Regions from separate parts of the Mus musculus genome. Here region 1 is linked to region 2. Evidence: chromatin loops called from intact Hi-C (ENCODE). Cell type or tissue: left cerebral cortex. All regions are shown on one strand. Links, peaks and the distances in the headings refer to the core of each region. The heading gives the core; the rest is flanking DNA.

Region 1 (5,389 bases), core at 339-5,338, 550 kb before region 2:
AGAAAGAAAAAGGTGCCCCATCATCCCTTCCTTATTAGACCAACCAATCTGAGTAAAAATAATTGCCATCTACTTGGCAGAGATGAAATTTAACTCATAGTTTTAGAGCCTGGTGCCAGGCTCTTCACAGCAAAATCCAGTATTAAGCAGAGCCCCAAATATCCTGCCATAGGTATGTAAAGCACCAAAACACTATAAATGCACTAGTTTGGCAGCTAAGTGAATCTATCAGGTCTTCCAGCTTCTGGGAGCAGAAGAGGGAGTGAGATTTTACTGTTTGGGAAAAGGTCACCAAAGCTAGCACAGAATTTTGGCCTAAAGTTCAGTGTCAGGCCCACTGCACTAACACTCAGCAACAGGACAAAAGTAATAAAGAAACAAAGTATTCCTATGTACAGGCCTAGTCTCATACATGGAGTCTTAGGACCATCTGCAGATCTAGGCAAACAATTGTCCTGGTAGAGTAGATTTATGGTTTTGCATCTATCATTTCTAGTTCCACCATGTGCAGTCCCTGAATGCACTGTGAGACTGCACTGGTTGTTATAACAGTTACCCTCAGATAATGCCCAACTTAGTTCAGTCTCAGTAGATAAGGAGCTTCCTTCTCCACTAAACCATCCTTAGATAACAAAAGATATAGCAAGAATCCATTTGTTGGGATTGGGCAGGGTGAAGATACAAGTGTTGATGTGGAACTCAAGAATCAGTATGCTGTTTTTAATTTTTGAACTTAGTTACTTGTCCAGCCTGTTAAAGCACTTGTTTTAAGGAGACTCAACGACCTCCATGAAAACAGAGAATATGTGTTTGAGAATGATAGGAAAACTTAGCAAAGAGGCAGAAGCTTTTAAAAGATAAAACGAAATTTTGGGTTCCATTTAGTACTTGACAGATCTAAGTAACTCCTCTTTTCAGATCAGTGTCCATGAACAATTCCTCAAGGCCTGGAGGTATGTACACCCAAGTAATTGTGCTTCTATCTTGTCGATATCATGTTTCTGGCGGTTCCAACTGTGGGCCCCAAGGCACAAGGCCCTCAATAGAGGAAGCCCATGGCAGTGTGGGCCTGCAAGCCCAAGATATGACAAAGTACTTTTTAACATTGGTTTGACTGAGTATAGTATGGAATCTGAGGATTCTCCTCGTTGGGTGACTTATCCCTGAGGAAATTTCTGGACTGTTTAAACAGAGAATGGTGTTTTGGGAGCAATCTTTGGGCTGTCCCTGCTTACAAGGACAGAATTATGAGTACAACCTGACTATTTTAAATACTCCTCCAGATCATGTTGAACAGCACAGCAATGGTACATATAGGACAGACCTGAATTTGATTTGCCTTCTAGAATTGGAATAGTAGTAGTACACCAACAAGGACCTAGTGGGAACCATGAACTGATAGTGTCATCTTGTGCTGACATATAAGTCACTTTAGGCTGAGGAAAAATCAGGAAGCTGTTTATAATTTTTGAAAAGCCAAAGTAAAAGTGGATCAAGGTAACTGGAATATTGATCTAGATATTTAATGAAGCATCAAATTGTTTATCAGCACTGTGAAGAACTTTTAGAAACATGACCTTACTTATCAGTCAAACTAACTTACCAGACACTGAAAATTAAGTAACTAATATGGGTAAATCTTAGATAAAGAATTTAAAAGTTTTAAATTAATTTTTTAGATTTATTTATTTTGTTATGTGTATTAATGTTCTGCCTGCATATATGTATGGCACCGTGTGTGTGACTCTAGCGCCCATGGAGGTTGGAAGAGAGCATCAGTTCCTCTGGGACTGGAGTTACTGTTGGTTGTGAACCAACACATTTGTACTGGGAACCCAATTTAGGTCTTTTGCAAGAGCAACATATGCTCTCAACAACTTAGCCATTTTTCCAGCCCCTTAAAGCACTTGTTTTAAGGAAACACAGTGACCTTTACGAAAAGAGAACACGAGAAAGAAAAAAAAAACCCGAATTATTCAATATGATAGGAAAATTTAGCAAAGAGACAGAAGCTATTTAAATGATAAAACAAAAATTTGAATTAAGAAAGACAGTAACTGAACTTGAAACATGATAGATGACATCCATGGATCAAATAGATGGGCTAATTAGAGAGCAAGAAGACAGGATTTGGAAAATACTCATTCAGTGGATGCATTATTACTTTGCTTGTTGACATGAAAGAAAAATCCTACAAAACCATTTGTTAGGAAGCAAAGATTTATTTTGACTAACAGTTTAAGAAGAGATACAATTCATGGTGGTGGTCAGAAGTGTGAGATAGCTGAGGTCAGGAAATAGAGGTGACTGCTGGTGTTCATTTTTGCCCCTTCCCATTTTACCCAACACGAGACCCTTGGACAGTCCCTTTCAACCAGGGTATGCTTTCCTAGATATTAAAACACTCTGATAATAAACTCACAAACACACTGAGTTTTATCTAAGAGATGATTCTAAAATCCACACATTGACAATACTAATAACCACAAAGAAGTAAACAACAAAATTGAATAGAAATAAAGCAAGCTATGAATTCTTTGAGATAGCATTAAAAACAAAAGGAAATTTTATGTTTTTAAGGTTCATGGGAAATGTGAGTTTGCTAAATGGATAGAAATGTTATTCAAATAGAACATAATAGAGCACTTTCCAAGCCTAGAGAAGGGTACAAATATGTAGGTACAGGATGGTCAAAGGCCACCATTCAGAATTAATTCAATCAAATGTAGGAACCAGAGGAAGTCCCAAACAAGTATGTATTGTGATGTAGGAAAGACAAGTTAAGGACGCCAAGACTTTGGATCCATGGAAAATTGGCAGAGCTGTTACCCATATGGGTGAGGCTCAAGTGAAATAACAAAAAATTCTGTGGGAATCAAGGTGTAAGTGTTTATTAACTATTGATCAGTGTATAAAACCCTAAAAACTGCAGCTTCCTTCTTCTGGATGGTTATAGCTTCAGACTGTTCACCTACAGAAACTTGCTACCAAGGCTAGCAGCGTCAACCCCAGCTGTACCTAATGAATACACAGATGGGGCGGGGGTGGATATAGCAAATTTCATCTTATCCTAGCTTTGATGTATGTGGTATGTGGTTTTGTCTTTTCTTTATTTTCTTGCTGCCACCCCTAGATAGGGTTCCAGGACCAAAGCTGTTCAGTTCTAGGTAACCAAACTTATCTCAAGCCATCTTCTAATCTACTTCTCCAAGGAATAAGAGACAAAAGATTATTAATGTTGAAAGCAAAAGGAAACAAATAACATGTAAAGGTGTCTGAATTTATAATACAGAAGACATCTCAGCAGAAACTTTAAATTGCAGTAGAAAATGTAACACAATTTTCATAAGAACCATAGGAGACAAGGTAAATAAATATCAACAAAAATTTATTTCAACCAAGAATATACTCAGCAAAGCTATCCTTGCAAAATGAAAAAAAAAAAGATAAAGACACAAATAGAGGCTAAGAGAATGCCTTTTTCATGTGTGTTTTATAAGAAATGATCCAGGGAGTCATTCAGCCATAGAGAAGGAGGCATGAATAAGTACAAAGAAATTATGACAAAGTGTATAACATACTGATAAGACTAATTATACAGAGAAAAATCAGAATACTCTAGTATTGCAAGTAGTGTATGTAAGCCACTAATATTGCTAAGATGAAGAAAGAATAATTATAATAATGATTAATAATAATTAATTAAGTAATGAGAGGGAGACAACATGAAATATGTAAATGGAGCATCTGAGATTCAAATTGTGAGGAGCAATAAATTCCAAGTATTAATTTTATAATTATTTATTGTTATATATTTTCTGCTCCTCCTACCTCCTTTTTTCCTTTTTCTTTTTTCCTTTTTTCTTTCTTTCTTTTTCTCTTTCTTTCTTTCTTTCTTTCTTTCTTTCTTTCTTTCTTTCTTTCTTTCTTCTCTCTCTCTCTCTCTCTCTCTCTCTCTCTCTCTCTCTCTCTCTCTCCCTCCCTCCCTCCCTCCCTCCCTCCCTCCCTTCCTTTCTTCTTTTATTCGTTTTATCTTTATTAGATATTTCCTTCATTTATATTTCAAATGCTACCCCGAAAGTCCACTATACCGTCCCTCTGCCTTGCTCCCCAACCCACACATTCCTGCTTCCTGGCCCTGGCATTTCCCTGTACTAGGGAATATTTTCTTCGCAAGACCAAGGGCCTCTCCTCCCAGTGATGGCTGACTAGGCCATCTTCTGCTACATATGCAGCTAGAGACACAAGCTCTGGGGGTGCTGGTTAGTTCATATTGTTGTTCCTTCTATAGGGCTGTAGACCCCTTCAGCTCCTTGGGTACTTTCTCTAGCTCCTCCATTGGGGGCTCTGTGTTCCATCCAATAGATGACTAAGAGCATCAACTTCTGTATTTGCCAGGCACTGGCATAGCCTCACAAGAGACAGCTATATCAGGGTCCTGTCAGCAAAATCTTGCTGGCATATGCAATAGTGTCTGGGTTTAGTGGTTGTTTATGGGATGGCTCCCCGGATGGGGTAGTCTCTGGATGGTCCTACCTTCTGTCTCAGCTCCAAACTTTGTCTCTGTAACTTCTTCCATGGGTGTTTTGTTCCCCATTCTAAGGAGGCACAAAGTATCCACATTTTGGTCTTCCTTCTTGAGTTTCATGTGTTTTGAAAATTGTATCTTGGGTATTCTAAGTTTCTGGGCTAATATCCACTTATCAGTGAGTGCATATCATGTGTGTTCTTTTGTGATTGGTTTACCTCACTCAGGAAGATATCCTCCAGATCCATCCATTTGCCTAAGAATTTTATAAATTCATTTTTTTAATAGCTGAGTAGTACTCCATTGTGTAAATGTACCACATTTTCTTTATCCATTCCTCTGTTGAGGGACATCTGGATTCTTTCCAGTTTCTGGCTATTATAAATAAGGCTGCTATGAACATAGTGGAGCATGTGTCCTTATTACATGTTGGAGCATCTTCTGGGTATATGCCCAGGAGTGGTATTGCTGGATCTTCCGGTAGTACTATGTCCTTCCTTCCTTCCTTTCTTTTCTTTTTTTTAACAACAGATTTATTTATTTTATATCTGTGAGTACAGTCTCGCTGTTTTCAGACACACCAGAAGAGGTCATTGTATCCCATTACAGATGCTTGTGAGCTACCATGTGGTTGTTGGGAATTGAACTCAGGACCTCTGGAAGAGCAGCAGTCAATGCTCTTAATAGCTGAGACATCTTTCCATCTCATTGTTTTTGTTTTTTGTTTTTGTTTTTGTTTTTGTTTTTGTTTTTGGAGACACTGTTTCATGTAGCTCAGGCTAGCCTTGAACTCACAATGCAGCTAAAGATGACCTTGAATCCCTGGATCACAGTGTTTATATTTCCTAGATCCCAGGAATG
Region 2 (5,389 bases), core at 255-5,254:
TGACAGAGGTGTCTTGAGAATCTATCCTCCCTCCCTCCCTCTAGTCCTCCCTTCCTCCCTCTAGTCCTCCCTCCCTCCCTCCCTCCCTCCCTTTTTCCTTCTCTCCTTCACTAAGAAACAGAAACACTTGCCAACTAGTAATGTCTTAAGACCCTATATTATCTCTTTTCCATACTCACATACAGTTTTACCATCTATTGTCATTATTTCTGCCAAAAAGAAGGCCTGGACTCATGACAGCAGAGGTATATATAGTGGGCTGAAGTAGAAGGAAAATTGCCATTGTAATTAAAGGTGTAATGTGTAATTTTGAGTCAAAAGCTAGAAATGAATTCACTAATCTCAGCACCAATTTTCTCATCTACAGAAGGAAAATAAAATAATACTTTAAATTGCAACTTATATCTTTTTAAATAAAAATTAAATATTATGAACTTTCAATAAAAAACAGGCATTGCTTAAAAAGATTTCCTTTTTATTTTTAGCACACCTGAGCCGATGCTAATTGTGTGTTTTGTGTTTGGGCGCTTACTGTTCAGGCAGGTCTGAAATTTGCTTGTAGAAAAGGATGACCCTAACTCCTGGTTCTCCTGCCTCTGTCTCCCAAGTCTTAGAATTTCAGGTATGTACCACTGGTCCTTCTGGTAGCCATCTGCACCCGGGAGCTAGGGCTGTCCCACAGCCCTCTGTGCATGGGTTCTGCCAGAGGTGAGCTGGTCTCCAGGGAGTGCTCTGACTCCCAGGCTTGGAGGTAAGATCTCTGTTTTCTCTCTGGTAACTTTCCAAGGCAGGTCCAGTCAAGAGTGCACACAAACAGCAGAGCAGCTGGGACAGGGTCCTTCCTGTTACCATCTGCACCTGGGAACTGAAGACAAAGGTTTACAGGTCTACAGGAGGGACAAGTTCCAGCCAGAGACAGCAAGACCAACTAACACCAGAGATAACCAGATGGCGAAAAACAAGTACAAGAACCTTACCAACAGAAACCAAGGCTACAGGGTATCGTCTGAACCAGTTCTCCCACAACAGCAAGTCCTGGATACCGAAACACACCGGATAAGCAAGATTTGGACTTAAAATCACATCATATGATGCTGATAGAGGACTTCAAGAAGGAAATAAATAACTCATTTAAAGAAATACAAGCAAACACAGGTAAACAGCTAGAAGCTGTTAAAGAGGAAACACAAAAATCGCTTAAAAAAATTACAGGAAAACACAACCAAACAGGTGAAGGAATTGAACAAAACCATCCAGGATCTAAAAATGGAAATAGAAACAATAAAGAAATCACAAAGGGAAACAACTCTGGAGATATAAACCTAGGAAAGAGATCAGGAGTAATAGATGCAAGCATCACCAACAGAATACAAGAGATAGAAGAGAGAATCTCAAGTGCAGAAGATACCACAGAAAACATTGACACAGCAATCAAAGAAAATGCAAAATGCAAAAAGCTCCTAACCCAAAACATCCAGGAAATCCAGGACATAATGAGAAGACCAAACCTAAGGATAATAGATAAAGAAGAGAGTAAAGATTTCCAGCTTAAAGGGCCAGTAAATATCTTCAACAAAATTATAGAAGAAAACTTCCCTAACCTAAAGAAAGAGATACCCATGAACATACAAGAAACCTACAGAACTCCAAATAGATTGGACCAAAAAGAAATTCCTCCCGACACACAATAATCAAAACACCAAATGCACAAAACAAAGAAAGAATATTAAAAGCAGTAAGGGAAAAATGTCAAGTAACATGTAAAGGCAGACCTATCAGAATTACACCAGACTTCTCACCAGAGACTATGAAAGCTAGAAAATCCTGGGCAGATGTTATACACTAATCCTGGCTTTAATTGTGATGGTTTTAAAGAAGAATACGATGTGCTATAAGAACATTAGAAAGGAGGGTCCTGAATGTGTAGCTCATAGGTAAAGTGCTTACTGATATGATAAAGGCTCAGAGTCCAATCCCTAGTACCATGAAAAAATATTAGAAAGTAGAAAAAAGGAGAAACACTATGTAGATTTAAGTGTCATTCTAGTTAAATCTAGTTAAATTGTTCAATCTGACTGCAGTCCTTGCATCTCTTTGGAAAGGATAACTGAAAAATACTGTTATAATTAGAATTTATCAGTATTTTCGCAGTAAAATGTAATGGCTTTCAGCCTATTCTTGCTCCATCATTAATGTATAGAATTAATCACAAATCCTAGTAACCACAGAAACATACTCTTAGATCAATATTTTGTATATAACCACTGTTAAACATAATGTATTTTTGAATATACAAGTATGTGGATTCTAACTAAATTAAGTATATTTATAAGAGAAATGGAAAAACAAATGCAAAGGAAATCCTCAGAAGTCAGAATCATCCTTCAATATTTTTCTTTCATAAAATCAACTTAAAACTTGAAGTCATTAAGCAGCCCAAAGCCATTATGAACCTTTGTAAGTGGGAGCATCCATTTGTCCATACAGCCTTTACTCCAAGGTAAATGGACTTTTCTCTCTGCTGAGATCTTTTGCTATTCTGAGGAACAGCAGTCAGGCACCAGATCAGGAGCTACTGGAGGAATGCCTAGAGTTTTGTGCATAGCACCACCTGGTGTCAGCTCAGGGTCTTTCTAGAGAGCAGTGCTAAGATTTTATACCATCCTCGCTTGCTCCCTGGCCTCTCTGGACAGCATTGTATAAAATAGTGACTTTAAACCATTCCTCTGCATAAAAGTCAATTTGGAGCTTTAAAAAAAGACAAAAGACAAAAAAGAAACAGCAAAACAGACAGAGTCTAAGACAGAGTTCATACTTACATACATATATATATGCGCGCACACACTGGGAGCTTCTGTTACACAAAGACTACTAAGGGGCACTGGAATATGAGGTTCTGAGAATATGAATGTTTCACTTGTTTTGTCTTATGTAAGCACATTGCTGGGCATATAAAGTAAATTGCAGTTCAAATATATAATATTCTTTTAAGACAATAGTCCACTGGCCAAGAGACCTATTGGGACCATGTTATAGACATAACACTTAAATATTGCATAGGAAAATCTTGACTCCTTTATGACATTATTTCTTGTGGTTCAGGTGGAATTCCATAGCTCAGCACCAAAGTAAATAGATGGTGAAGACTGAGATTAGCTGCTCATATGAATGTGTATTTACCCACCATTACTCATTTCAAAAGCCTCTGACACACAGACAATCTGATTCATCCTGGCTACATGCCATCTTAGCCCATGCCATCATTCAGGTCATACCAGAGACACTGCTATTAGCTTACTTTAGGGCTGACAAGGACAGCTGAGATTAGCACTTTTGGTTTTGTTGAAGAAATTAGCTCTGAATGTGGGGCTAAATGAACTCTATTATCTTTTAAAGAGTAATTGTGTCACCTGAACATGTGTAATATGGATAATTGCTTCTCTTTTAGTACACAGGTACCAATGTAACTTTTAGAAATAAACAGACTCAAGGAATTGGGTGAGTGAACAGATGATTACATGAATGAAAGAGCAGCATAGACTGAGCACTGCAGTGTGACTTCTGTGAGCAGGGACTGCCTAAGTCAGCTTTGGATCCCAACACTTGCCAGGACTCATGAAGTAAGCTCTTAGCAGTATTGATGGAATGGTTCAAAGTAAATAATGCACTCTGTCAATGTGTGTCAAAAGATATAAGACTATTAAACGGGACTTGCCAGAGAACTAGATAGCTACTTATCTATAATTACCGTGGTGAGACTTCCCCTATCTAAAATGCACAGAGTTCATTGTAGTGCAAGAAAAAAATGTGAAGAAATTATTCCAAACCTTTTAAGTTAAAAGACAGTGAAACTACCTGCTAGAACTCATGTGGAAGAAAGACATTTTAGAATGGTTATGTAAATTTTATATCGTCAACAAAAACAATGTTAGCAAATACATAATGATACAGGAAATTACTAAAAAATGTAATAATATTTTTGTTCAAAAGCAAGATCTATGGTTTGGAGAGATATAAAGCTCTTCCAGAGGCCCTGAGTCCAATTCTCAATACCTATGTTAGGAAGCTCACAACTACCTGTAGTTCTAGCTCCAGAAGGATTAAACACCTCTGGCCTTTAATGGCACCTACAGTCTTGTGGAGATAGGAATATATACATACACACACACACACACACACACACACACACACACACATACATACATACATACATATGTACATACATGCATACATAATTAAAAATAATAAAATGAAATAAAAGCAAGATATGTATTATAATTTGATGTCTTATGTGCATGCAAATACATTTAATACAGAAAAGTACAATAATAAAATTCTCATCCTCCCAAAATACACTTTTGACATTTACTTTATATCATTCCAAATGCCACATTCTCATTTATTCACATAACATACTATCATAAAAATATAAATCATACATTAAAGGAATGTATATGGCCAGACACACTGATGGATGGTTGAGACCCCAGCACTGAGGAGGCTAAAGCAAGAAAATTTGAGTTCCAAATAAAGTTAAAATTAATTTATATATTCATATGTGAATTAATATTCACATTCCTTTATGAGTAATCAATCACAATTTCTGTATTAGTTGCTTTACTGTTGTTACAATAAAACACCTTGACCAAAGCATCTTACAGAATGGTTTATTTGGGCTTATGGTTTCAAGGCAGTAAGAGTCTGCCATGCAGGGAGGCATGGCAGCAAGTGAAAGGCATGACATCTGTAACAGAATGCTGATGTAAGCGCAAAGCAAAGAGAGTAAATTATCACTGGCAGGAGGTCTTTTAATCTTAAGGCTTACCTCCAGCAATGTACTTCCTCTAGCAAGGCTATGCCTCCTAGACCTTCCCAGACAGCACTATTAACTGGTGATCAAGTATTTAAATGCCTTAGACTATGGGGAACATCTCATTCAAACCACCACAGCTATAATATCCACTCATTTGGTCTTTACACTTAGTGTTTCAAGAACAATTTATTACACCATTGACTATTTTTAGAAAAATGTTATATTTATTTATTCATTTAGGGCAGAGGATTATGCATGTCATGGTTCACAAGGCAGGTTTAGAAATAAAATCAGATGTCAAATATGCAAACTATAAACTATAAAAATTTATAAAGGTCTTGTGTTTTTTAAACCAAGATTTATGTTTTCATTCCTAATTATATGGGGAATATTGTCTTACTGTATAAAAGACCATGACTTCATTTCATCATGTATTCAAATATGAAAATAGATTATACGGATTAAGTTTGAAGAATCTTTGACAATTTTACCTTAATAGAACTGTGGAAATAGAAGTTAAATTTAAAAAGAAGAGTTAGAGGAATTCATATGAAATAAAACAGCATAGAACTGTAT

The links. Peaks named below come from ENCODE experiments on the same cell type or tissue, not always from the same donor. Only the 100,000 strongest peaks of a DNase experiment are listed, where the experiment ranks them.
Region 1: a loop joins it to region 2, with 5 times the contacts of the local background. A loop is called at or near these places in 11 of 42 quality-filtered maps.

What each region holds. Positions count from the first base shown.
Region 1 is chr12:119,975,410-119,980,798 of GRCm38, reverse strand. The region is part of intron 1 of Tmem196 (transmembrane protein 196); the gene reads right to left. Among named protein-coding and RNA genes, the nearest start is that of Tmem196, 32 kb to the right of the region's middle. In left cerebral cortex, for the core only: no CTCF peak of the experiment used is centred there; a DNase peak (open chromatin) is centred at 3,041.
Region 2 is chr12:119,424,223-119,429,611 of GRCm38, reverse strand. It overlaps a transcript of Macc1 not described here. Among named protein-coding and RNA genes, the nearest start is that of Macc1, 16 kb to the left of the region's middle. In left cerebral cortex, for the core only: a CTCF peak has its summit at 2,612 (motif pointing left); a DNase peak (open chromatin) is centred at 2,605.